2 separate regions of the Homo sapiens genome follow, and region 2 is linked to region 1. A link is a loop called in an ENCODE intact Hi-C map of the cell type or tissue named here. Cell type or tissue: endothelial cell of umbilical vein. All regions are shown on one strand.

The links. A loop is a pair of places that touch in the nucleus more often than their neighbours do. Peaks named below come from ENCODE experiments on the same cell type or tissue, not always from the same donor. Only the 100,000 strongest peaks of a DNase experiment are listed, where the experiment ranks them.
Region 2: a loop joins it to region 1, with 14 times the contacts of the local background. A loop is called at or near these places in 2 of 110 quality-filtered maps.

What each region holds. Positions count from the first base shown.
Region 1 is chr6:21,024,026-21,029,025 of GRCh38, forward strand. All of the region lies in intron 11 of CDKAL1 (CDKAL1 threonylcarbamoyladenosine tRNA methylthiotransferase), which reads left to right. Among named protein-coding and RNA genes, the nearest start is that of LINC00581, 490 kb to the right of the region's middle. In endothelial cell of umbilical vein, no CTCF peak of the experiment used is centred here; a DNase peak (open chromatin) is centred at 2,766; H3K27ac peaks cover 2,565 bases.
Region 2 is chr6:21,184,071-21,189,070 of GRCh38, forward strand. All of the region lies in intron 13 of CDKAL1 (CDKAL1 threonylcarbamoyladenosine tRNA methylthiotransferase), which reads left to right. Among named protein-coding and RNA genes, the nearest start is that of LINC00581, 330 kb to the right of the region's middle. RefSeq lists an enhancer at 1,740-2,466. In endothelial cell of umbilical vein, no CTCF peak of the experiment used is centred here; DNase peaks (open chromatin) are centred at 2,811 and 4,961; H3K27ac peaks cover 742 bases.

The DNA.
Region 1 (5,000 bases):
AAATAAATATATGATAGAGAGTAAAATAATGAAAGATTTTGGCAATTATATTTTAGCCAAGAAAATAATGAGAAATACCTATTTTCTTGCATCTCACATTAACATCTGTTAGGTTACACTTACTATTATGAGATGAGGGTTCACTTTAGAGATGAGTCAATAGTATAAATATTAGAAGCAATTTTCTAGGACAAAGTATAGAATGGTTTTATAGGTGACATGTGCCTGTGCAATGTTGACCTATTAATAGAATTTATTTATTTATACCCATGCACAGGAATGGAAGCATTTCACAGACAGACATGTAAGAGGTTAAGATTTTTAAAAATGCAGCTGAAGAGGCCAGGCATGGTGGCTCACACCTGTAATCCCAGCACTTTGGGAGGCTGAGGCGAGCAGATTGCTTGAGCCCAGGAACTCAAGACCAGCCTGGGCAATGTAGTGAAACCCCATCTCTTAAAAAAAAAAGAAATTGGTTGAAGAAATCAAGAGAAAGGGCACAATTAATGTAGGAAAAATGAGATGATTACAATGATAAGATTACCATCAAAAATACATGTCCTCCAGCCTCATACACTTATTAGACTTCATATTTCATCACAGATTTTTAGAAGCCAATGCAAAAAAGAAAATATTATCAGTAACATGCTTTACACAGTCTATAAGATAGAGGTGTCAGAGACGGGGAACACAGCTGTTCCTGCTTTGAGACTGGAATGGAAAATCTGCCAGTGGCCTGTCTTGTGATACTTCATGTCCTCATCTCTGGGCACATGGGAACTGCTTTCCTTTCTTCCTCACTGTAAGTGAGAGTGCCAGATCACAGTTCAAAAAAAGTCCAAGTACAAAGTCTTTTCCCAGCATGGCTTAATTCAACAACAAATTTAGACCAGCTAGAGGAATTAACTGATGGACCCCACATCTTTCAGCCAGTTATCTGCTGTTTCTCATGGCTATGTTTTTGATAAAATATTGGGTAGCAGAAAACTTGATATTGTATTATCTGAACAGTACTTAGACTAAAAATGTATTTTGTTGCCCAATAAGGACAGATCCACAGGCTTTAAAAATCCACTTGTCTGATATAACTGTAATTATTTCTTACGAAGTTGATGTGAAAGAAATCATTTTAAATTTTGCTCTGGTTAAGTGCAGATTGTACAATCAGTCACCTCTTCTCCATCCTTTCTCCTCCCCAAAATTCTCTTTATTTTTTGGACTATAAAAATGGGCTAAGATAATCTTTCATCAGTGTCATTCATAGTCAAACACACTGTTTTTCTTATTAAACATACCCCTCTCTATATGCTTTGCTGTATGTTTCAGTTAGTTTTTCTTAAACACTGACATGTCTGCTCTAGTTTTGTTGTTTTGGTTTGGTTTGGTTTAGTTTATTTGTATTATATACTTAATCAAATTTTAAAGAAATGCAAAAGTGGATGAATATTCCTATTTTTCTTCTTTTAGAACTTTCAGGCTGTCCCACCTGACTTCTCTTTCTGTTTGGAGGCATGTAGATTTGGGGTTGTTTGTTTGGGGGTAGGAATGTAATAAGTAGTGAAATGAAGGGGAACAAAAAGAATTTTAACTATTATTTTCTCCAGGCCCTGGAAACTGAAGTTCTTAGGGCACTTGAGTATTTAGGTGCTCTAATTATTCTCTTTGAAATAAATAGTAGGGTGGTTTTATAAACCTCTGCTACTATTTCTAGCTGTAAAGAAGTTTATCAAGAGAAAGAAAGCTTCATTCCAAACTTCTCTGACAGCTTGCTAATTCATCTGCTTGCTTCTTGTTGGTTTATATTATCGACATGGTACAACCTTATAGGAAAAAAAGAATACAATGCATGTTAAATTTTAACTACTTAAATTGTTCTCTAAATTCACAACTGAACACCTCTTAATTTGTATTCCATTTCTCCCATCATTGTTTTGAATGAACATTTCTATGATTCAGTCTGGTCCATATAATTTATCATTTTTTAGAGGTTACATAACATTTTATTGACATTCTTTTTTTTGCTTACTCATTTCTCGTTGTTAAACATTTGGATTGTTTTCAGTTTCTAACTATCATGCAAGGAGTGTGGTTATTAGTTCTTTTTCCTTTATTTGAGGTGGAGATCATAGAAGCAAGTTAAAATTAAATAAATATATGTAATATTGTTGCTGCTAATATATTAACATTAGATAATACAAACCTGGTAGAGTCTGGTTGTATTTTTCTGTTCTGTATGTTCACTGTAAGATATTTTGTATATCTTTATATATTCAAAATATTCTGTAATTTTACTCATTTTGTGGAATTCTTCTGAAACAGGCTGTGAAAACATTTGATTTGGAGTCAAGAAATAAGTTTCTTGTTGCTGTCAATTGGGAAAACGGATTTTATCTCTTTAGCTTCACTTTGAGTCTCATCTTTTGAATGAGAAGACTAGATTAAAGAAACTCTGAGGTTCACCTTTGCTCTAAAATTTCATCATTTTAGTAACTTGCTACATAGTTTTACAATTTTAAATAATTATACAGGTTTATTATTGCATTTTTGCTTTTATGATGTTTTCGTGGCTTTATCTGTAATTTAATACTGAGTCACATTCAGGAGGGCAATAATCAGTGTTTTTATTATTATGAAAAAAGGCAGACTTTTATGATACATTTTCCAGGAATTCATTGTAGAGTGTAATGGAGACTGCTTGTGTATGAAACCAGACACAACTGCAGTCTTAACTATGATGTTATCAGAGAAAATTGTTTCCCTTCCAGACACTTCAGGTTGTTTGGTTGTCTTTATCTGTTATTGGACATGACTTTATGAATTATTTTGTCTATTTACCATAATGACTAACTGCCAAGGGTGCTCAGAAACCTCTCAATGAGCCTCAAACTTCCTTGTATTCTCTCTTCTTCTTCCTCCTTGTCATAAATTCTCATCACTTGACCTCTTCTTATTCTCTAATCTTCTGGCTTCTACCTGCCCTGGACCTCATGGTCCTCCCTTCTAGGGATGCCTTTCATAATAGCTTTGGCATTCCTTTACTTCTAAACACACTCATCTCCCAGCCATAACCCTACCACCAGCACCAACAGCCACCCCCGCCCTACCTCCAGATTGCTAAAAATCCTGGCTGAAGGGGTTGTAGTGTTTAATCTCCACAGAGCCCTCTTTGCTGTTCATCAGTCTATTTTCCTTTTCAGTACATTCTTCCATATTCATATTAGCCATATCAAATCTTCTTCGTCTACTTCAAGTATAATACTCCAACTTTACCTAACTTATTCTCAGGAACAGGATTGGACCTCACAAGTACCACCTCAGCTCTCCTCCTTATCAGCCCCAAAATGCAGTTATATACTGGCCATTGTCTTCATTCTTCCTGCCTAAGAAGTTGTTTCTCCTGTCTTCAGTGGATTGAAGTAGATTCTAATGGACAGTGCTATGGTTTAAATGTTCCCTTCAAAATTCATGTTGAAATTTAATTGCCATTTTGATGACATGAAGAGAGAGATTTAAGTGATCACCTCTTAAAGCCCTCGTGAATGGATTAATGCTGTTATCACCAGAATGGGTTAGTTATCATGGGAGCTCAGCTCCCTTTTCCTGTCTCAAGTGCTCACTTGTCCTTCTGCCCTCCACCACAGGATGATACAGTATGAAAGCCCTCACAGATGTGAACGCCATGTTTTGGACTTCCCAGTCACCAGAACTAAGAGCCAAATAAACTTCTGTTGTTTATAAATTCCCCAGTCTATGGTAATCTGTTACAGCAGCAGGAAACAGGCTAATATAAGTGGGGAGGTAAGACCAATGAGAGTAACAGATCTGGAGAACTGAGTGTAGATCATGTTCTGGAAAACAGAATCATTTGGGATAAGAGCCTGTGCAGAGTCAGCCAAAAGCTTTGGCCCAGAAATCTGAGGTGGAGCTCACTTGGCCCGTGGTGCTAAGGAGAACCAGAGAGGAAGACATAAGGGTGGACTAAACACAGGAACTGAGGAGGAGTCAGAGAATCCAAGAACAAGGCAGGTGGGCCTAGGTACTAGAGAATCTGAAGAAACCTGGTGTATTAGGGTCATCTGGGCTGAATGGAGTCACAGTGATGAATGGAAGCCCAGGGAGTCTGTCAATACTTTGTCTGGAATGTTGAAAGAAATTCCTAATTGGCTACTTTTTTCTAACTCTGGCTCACCTCCTGCATTTTCAACAATAGTAATAGTTAACATTTAAGGGTTTTCTCTGTGCCAAGCAGTATCTTAGAACCATATAGACATTATCTCATTTGATCTTGACAACATTCAGCTAGTGTATTTATTAGTCTGCTCACGCTACCATAACAAAATGCCATAGTCTGAGTGGCTTAAACAATAGAAATATATTTTCTCACCATTTTAGAGGCTGCAAGTCCCAGATCAGGTGCCAGCAGATTCTGTTTCTGGTCAGGTCTCTGTTCCTGGTTTGCAGATGGCTGCCTTCTTCCTGTGTCCTCCACTGGGCCTTTCCTCTGTGTGTGACATGGGGAGAGAGAGCTCTGGTGTCTCTTCCTTTCCCTATAAGGACACCAATTCTATCAGCTCAGGGCTCCACCCTTAAGACCTCATTTAACCTTAGTTACCTAAAGGTGCTATCTCCAAATACAGTCACACTGGGGTATTAGGGCTTCAACATGTAAATCTTAGGGGGACACAATCCATTCATAACAGCTAGTTAGGTATTATCCTTAATTTGTAGATTAAAAAATAGAGACTTAAAGTGGCTCAAAGGCACATAACTAGTTACCAAATGCTGCTCGACCTTATAACCTGAATGTTCAATTGGTACTTCAAATTCAGATTGTCTAAGATGGAAATCATATTCCCTTCTCCAAGCAAACATCACATCTTTGAGACCTTTTTGTTTCTCTTCATTGTACTTATGCTTTCAAAGTCACCAGGCATTAAAATTTGAAGATACTGTGCTTCGGGCTATTTTCCTTCTTTCTCCTTACATCAAACATCTAACTA
Region 2 (5,000 bases), 160 kb after region 1:
GACAAAACAGACTTTTTGTAACAATAAGATACCAGATTCCAACCTGATTCTGGTATAGCATCACATGACAGATAACAGGCCCTAAAAAAATGAAAATATTTTACCCCGAAATACATTTCTTTGACCTTTTTTTTTTTTTTTTGAGGTGGAGTCTCGCTCTGTGTCCCAGGCTGGAGTGCAATGGCACGACCTCGGCTTACTGCAATCTCTACCTCCCAGGTTCAAGCGATTCTCCTGCCTCAGCCTCCTGAGTAGCTGGGATTGTAGACACCCACCACCATGCCCGGCTAATTTTTGTATTTTTAGTAGACATGGGGTTTCACCATGTTGGCCAGGCTGGTCTCTAACTCCTGGCCTCAAGTGATCAACCCACCTCGGCCTGCCCAAAGTGCTGGGATTACAGGCGTGAGCCACCACGCAGAAACCAGCTCTTACATGCTGAGTAGTTCACCACACAGAGAAAGGCCTTTTAGAATTCAAGTGATCTTCTAAGGTTTATTTTAACTGTATACTATCATGTGCAAAGTATCATAGCATTAAAATATCTCACCTTAGGCCTCCAGCCAATGCTTTTATTTAATTAATTAATTTATTTATTTGAGACAGGGTCTCACTCTGTTCCCAGGCTGGAGTACAGTGGCACATTCATAGCTCACTGGTGCCTTGACCTCCTGGGCACAAGCAATCCTCCCACCTCAGCCTCTGGAGTAGCTATAGCTAGGACTACAGGTGTGCACTACCACGTGCAGCTAATTTTTTTTTTTTTTTTTTTTTTCTGTAGAGATGGGGTTTCACCATGTTGCCCAGGCTGGTCTCAAACTCCTGGGCTCAAGTGATCTACCCACCTCAACCTCCCAAAGTGCTAGGATTACAGGGTGAGCCACAGTACCCAGCCTAAGATTTGAATATTCTCAAGGTCTCTTAGTTCCTACAATGCAGTAATTTTGTAGCAGTTTGAAAATCCAGACATACTATATAGGTTTTCCCAGCTACTCCTTGAGTTGGCTTTGTTTCTGCTATTTAGTCTCAGGAACTGTTGCAGTGGTTCCTATCTACATCTGTGATAAACAGCTTTTCCTAGAACAACTTGCAGACATGGCAATGTTCAGGTTTAAGTAGACGATGTACTATTGTGTTTGGCAGGAGAGGCCATTAAAAAAAAAAAAAGCAGCCCTCATACTAAATTTCTTTTGAAAGGTGTTACTGATCAAAAAATATAGCTCAGAATTGAAAATTGTTTGGACTAAATAACTGTGTCCTTTCTCTCACCTTCCCATTCAATCCTTCCACCTAAGTAGATTGATATGAAAAAGTACATAGGATTGCTTAAAGCTTTTATCTTTGTTAGTAATCACCCTGGAAGAATTTTTAAATTATTGATTTAAGTAGAATCTTTTATTCTTGGTTTAAATGTATACAAAAACTACCTACATGCTCACCTACAATCTCGATTTTCTTTGAAATTCATCTATTTTCTCACTTGTCTACATCAAGGGGAAATAGGGAGCGAGGATAGGTCTGAACCAAAGTACTCCCACTTAAATGGCATGATGTGTCTACGTATCTATGTGTGTGTGCGTGCCTGTGTGTGCACATAGCAAATTACTGGTTGCAATAAAATTTGTTAGAATTTCAATTTGGCTTCATTAAGTCTGAGACAGTGAAGTAATACTAAGGGAGAAATAGAATAGGTGAAGAGAAATAAATACTAGATCAATTTTCTTTCAAGAAAGACGTTTTAGAAGAAGTAGTATTCATTTTTTAGGTCATCATTGACATTTCTCAATATTATATTCCTATAAACTGCATATCAGGACTTGTATGTGCTTGAGGAAGCTACATTTTCACAGCAGGAGAGGAAATCAGAATAAAGCATTGAGATGCAGGTGCACAGTAATACAAGTGGGCTCTTTCCCCTGCAGCCTGAATGCCTGGCCAATAATGCAGAAGCTCTTGGAGCCGGGCTCTCAGGGTCTCCCGGAGCTAAGCCAAGAAGTATGGGGGTGGGGCAGGGGGGGTCAGGAGAGAATAATTGTTATTCAGTCTTCTTTAATGAGATGTATTGCCCACTGCTGAAAGATTGTGGCAGTGCCTTTTGTTATGCTAATTAGACACCATTAGAGCTTGGCTCTCTTTGATTTCTGCTTAATCTTTTCTGCTTCCTCAGCCTCAATCCTGACTGGCAAATGGTTGAAAGATGGTGGGGTGTACTGCACGTGTTATTTATTGCTCACATCTATGCTGAGTTCTTTGGGGAATGGGGGGGAATGTAAGATTTATCTTACCAAAGGCAGTTCCTATTTTGGACGTTCATTTTTGGCTTATTTTTAAAAAATGAATTTTTTGATAATGATTACTTTCTGCCTTTTAAGTCCAAATGCCACTGTTTTTTATATGGTTGCTTTTGCAGCCACACTGAATGGAAAATGACAGATTGGAAAATGTAGATGGCCTCTCCTTGGTTGCCTGATTTTCCCTAAAAACAGTGAGCAAGCTGATCATGCCATAAGGTTTTAGAGATGCTGTGGTCAACCAGAAAAATGGAAGCAAGAATAATTTAATGGTCAAAAAGAGCAATTTTGCTATTCAAAATTCCTGCCTTTACAGTTTATAGACATGTGTATACATTCCTTCCTAAAACTAAAACATTACATTTACATGATTACCACAGTTAAGAGTGTGGTGAGGTTTTTTTTTTAATTTTTTTGAAAAATGACTAATATCCTTTCTAAAACAGTGAAATGGTAGATTTCCGTTAAATTTTTAAAAACAACATCATAATGTTTTAGAGCAGCCCTCTCCAATAAAAATATGGTATCAACCACAGATGTTACTTCACATTTTTTGATAGCCGCATTAACAGAGTAAAAAGAAACAGGTGAAATTTGTTTGAATAATATATTTTATTTACTCCAGTATATCAAAACTATTATCATTTCAGCCTGTATTCAGTATAGAAATTAATGAGATGTCTTACATTCTTTTATTCATGTGAAATTTTTGAAATCCGGTGTGTACTTTGCACTGGTGTATGTTTGATAACACATCTCAATTGAGATTCGCCACATTTTAAGTGCCCAGTGGCCACATATGGCTAGGACTACTGTATACATGGTGCAGTTTTAAAGTAATTGGGTAATTCACCACTTGCCTAAAACAACTGGCAGGATAGAATCCATTTTTAACATTATAGATTAAATATTATGAGGTATGTGACCTTGACCAAGTCACTTAATCTCTAAGGGACCTGTATTCTCATCTGTAATATGAAGAGTTTGTCCTAAATGATCTCTGAAGTCCTCTCTTCTATCCAATCCAGCTCTGAATTCATGATTTTAAAAATTCTCATTTAGAAGTTGGGTAGGCTGGAGCTTATCCATCCTTTCTCATAATTTAGTATTTGAAAAGAAGCTTTCTTATGCCATAAAGATAATTAGAAAGCGTCCTGCATACCACACCCACACCTTTTTTTCTTCCAAATGTCTGAATCTTTCTTGGAATTATTCTGAGTTTTATACCATTGGTAATGCCTGGTGGTGTAGCTCACTGAGTTGCCTGACTCCCCATGCTTTTGGAATGAGGACTTGGAGCAATGAAGGTGTGAGGGAAGTTGGCAAGTAGTTACTGCAGATTACTAGATTACATAAACAATCTCTCTCTCCAATGCTTTTGCTTTTGCTTTTCTCTTTTTTTAAATTTGGCTTACTTTTTGTGTCGTCAGTGAAACAAAACTTCTACAAGCACCTTCCAAGAAAGTGACCTATTAAATGTTATCACTGGTCACTTATGTACCTTTTGGGGATGGGGAATGTATGAAAAAAATTTTTTCCCAGAAGCACAGCCCAGTTTCATACATATTTTTGCCCATTTGTGAAAAAAAAGGACATTTCCTTATTTTAGTGTTTATTCGTTGAAAATTAAGTGAAACTTTTTTCACATATGTGCTGTATGTAGATAATTTAGATTTTTGGTTTTGAATTGCTTTTTTAGCAGTTTGTTTTTCTGTTGGGAACATTTATTGTTTTCTTACTGTTTTGTAAAGGCTCTTCATATTATATAACCTATAACATGTCATTAGTATATATGTCATACTTGCAATTTTTTTCTATTTGCTTTTTGACTTTGTTTATGACAATCTTAATATACTTTTTTTAATCAGTAGTTAAAAACTTCTCATTTATGGCAACATAGCATTATGTTAAAAATGTTTCATCAACACGTTACATGTCTAATAATTTATATTTCCTCCAAGTATTTTGTGGCTTCTTCTTTTTCATCTTTTCAACTGACAAATAAAATTGTATCTATTTAAGATGCACAACCTACTTTTATGAGTAGGTCCCTTTCTGAGAATCTGCTCTCAAAGAAGACTGGCCTAGACTTGCCAAGTAATGGCTGAGAGAGACCAGTGGGAATAGATCAAGAGGGTGGAAGTGAACGGAAATTCTGTTCAATTTTTAGGTTTGCGCTTTTCATAAAAAAGTTCTACACTTATATCCAGTGTTGGCTCCATGGGCCCTTTCCATGAATCAGATCTCATGGATAGATCTTACTGGCAGTATCTGGCCATAGAACTTCAGTTTTCAATATTGAGCACTTTCCCAGGCTGCCTGGGCATGACAGAGCTTGCCCAGTGTGGGGAAAAACAGACCTGATGTACTTTGTGCCGGCTCTGTGATAGGAGGGTCAACTTGTTTGGGTTTGTTGAGAGGGTAGATTTCATGTTATATGTTCTTACCACAATTTTTTTTTTTAATTCCACAAAAAGCTTTATAGGCAATACCTTTGAATGCTCTAGAATACTCAGAATGTACAGGCAGGTGGTTAAAATGCAGCTGCTTTTTGAACTGGCAGTTTAGGTAGCACTAGATTTGGATCCCTGACGCCAGGCAGGAAGGCATCAGTGTGGCATTTCCTGTGTAACTATTTGCTCTTACTATTGGCTCTCGATCAGCAGATGAAAATAGCTTTGTTACTAAGAATGGGATTTTGCCCCCAGC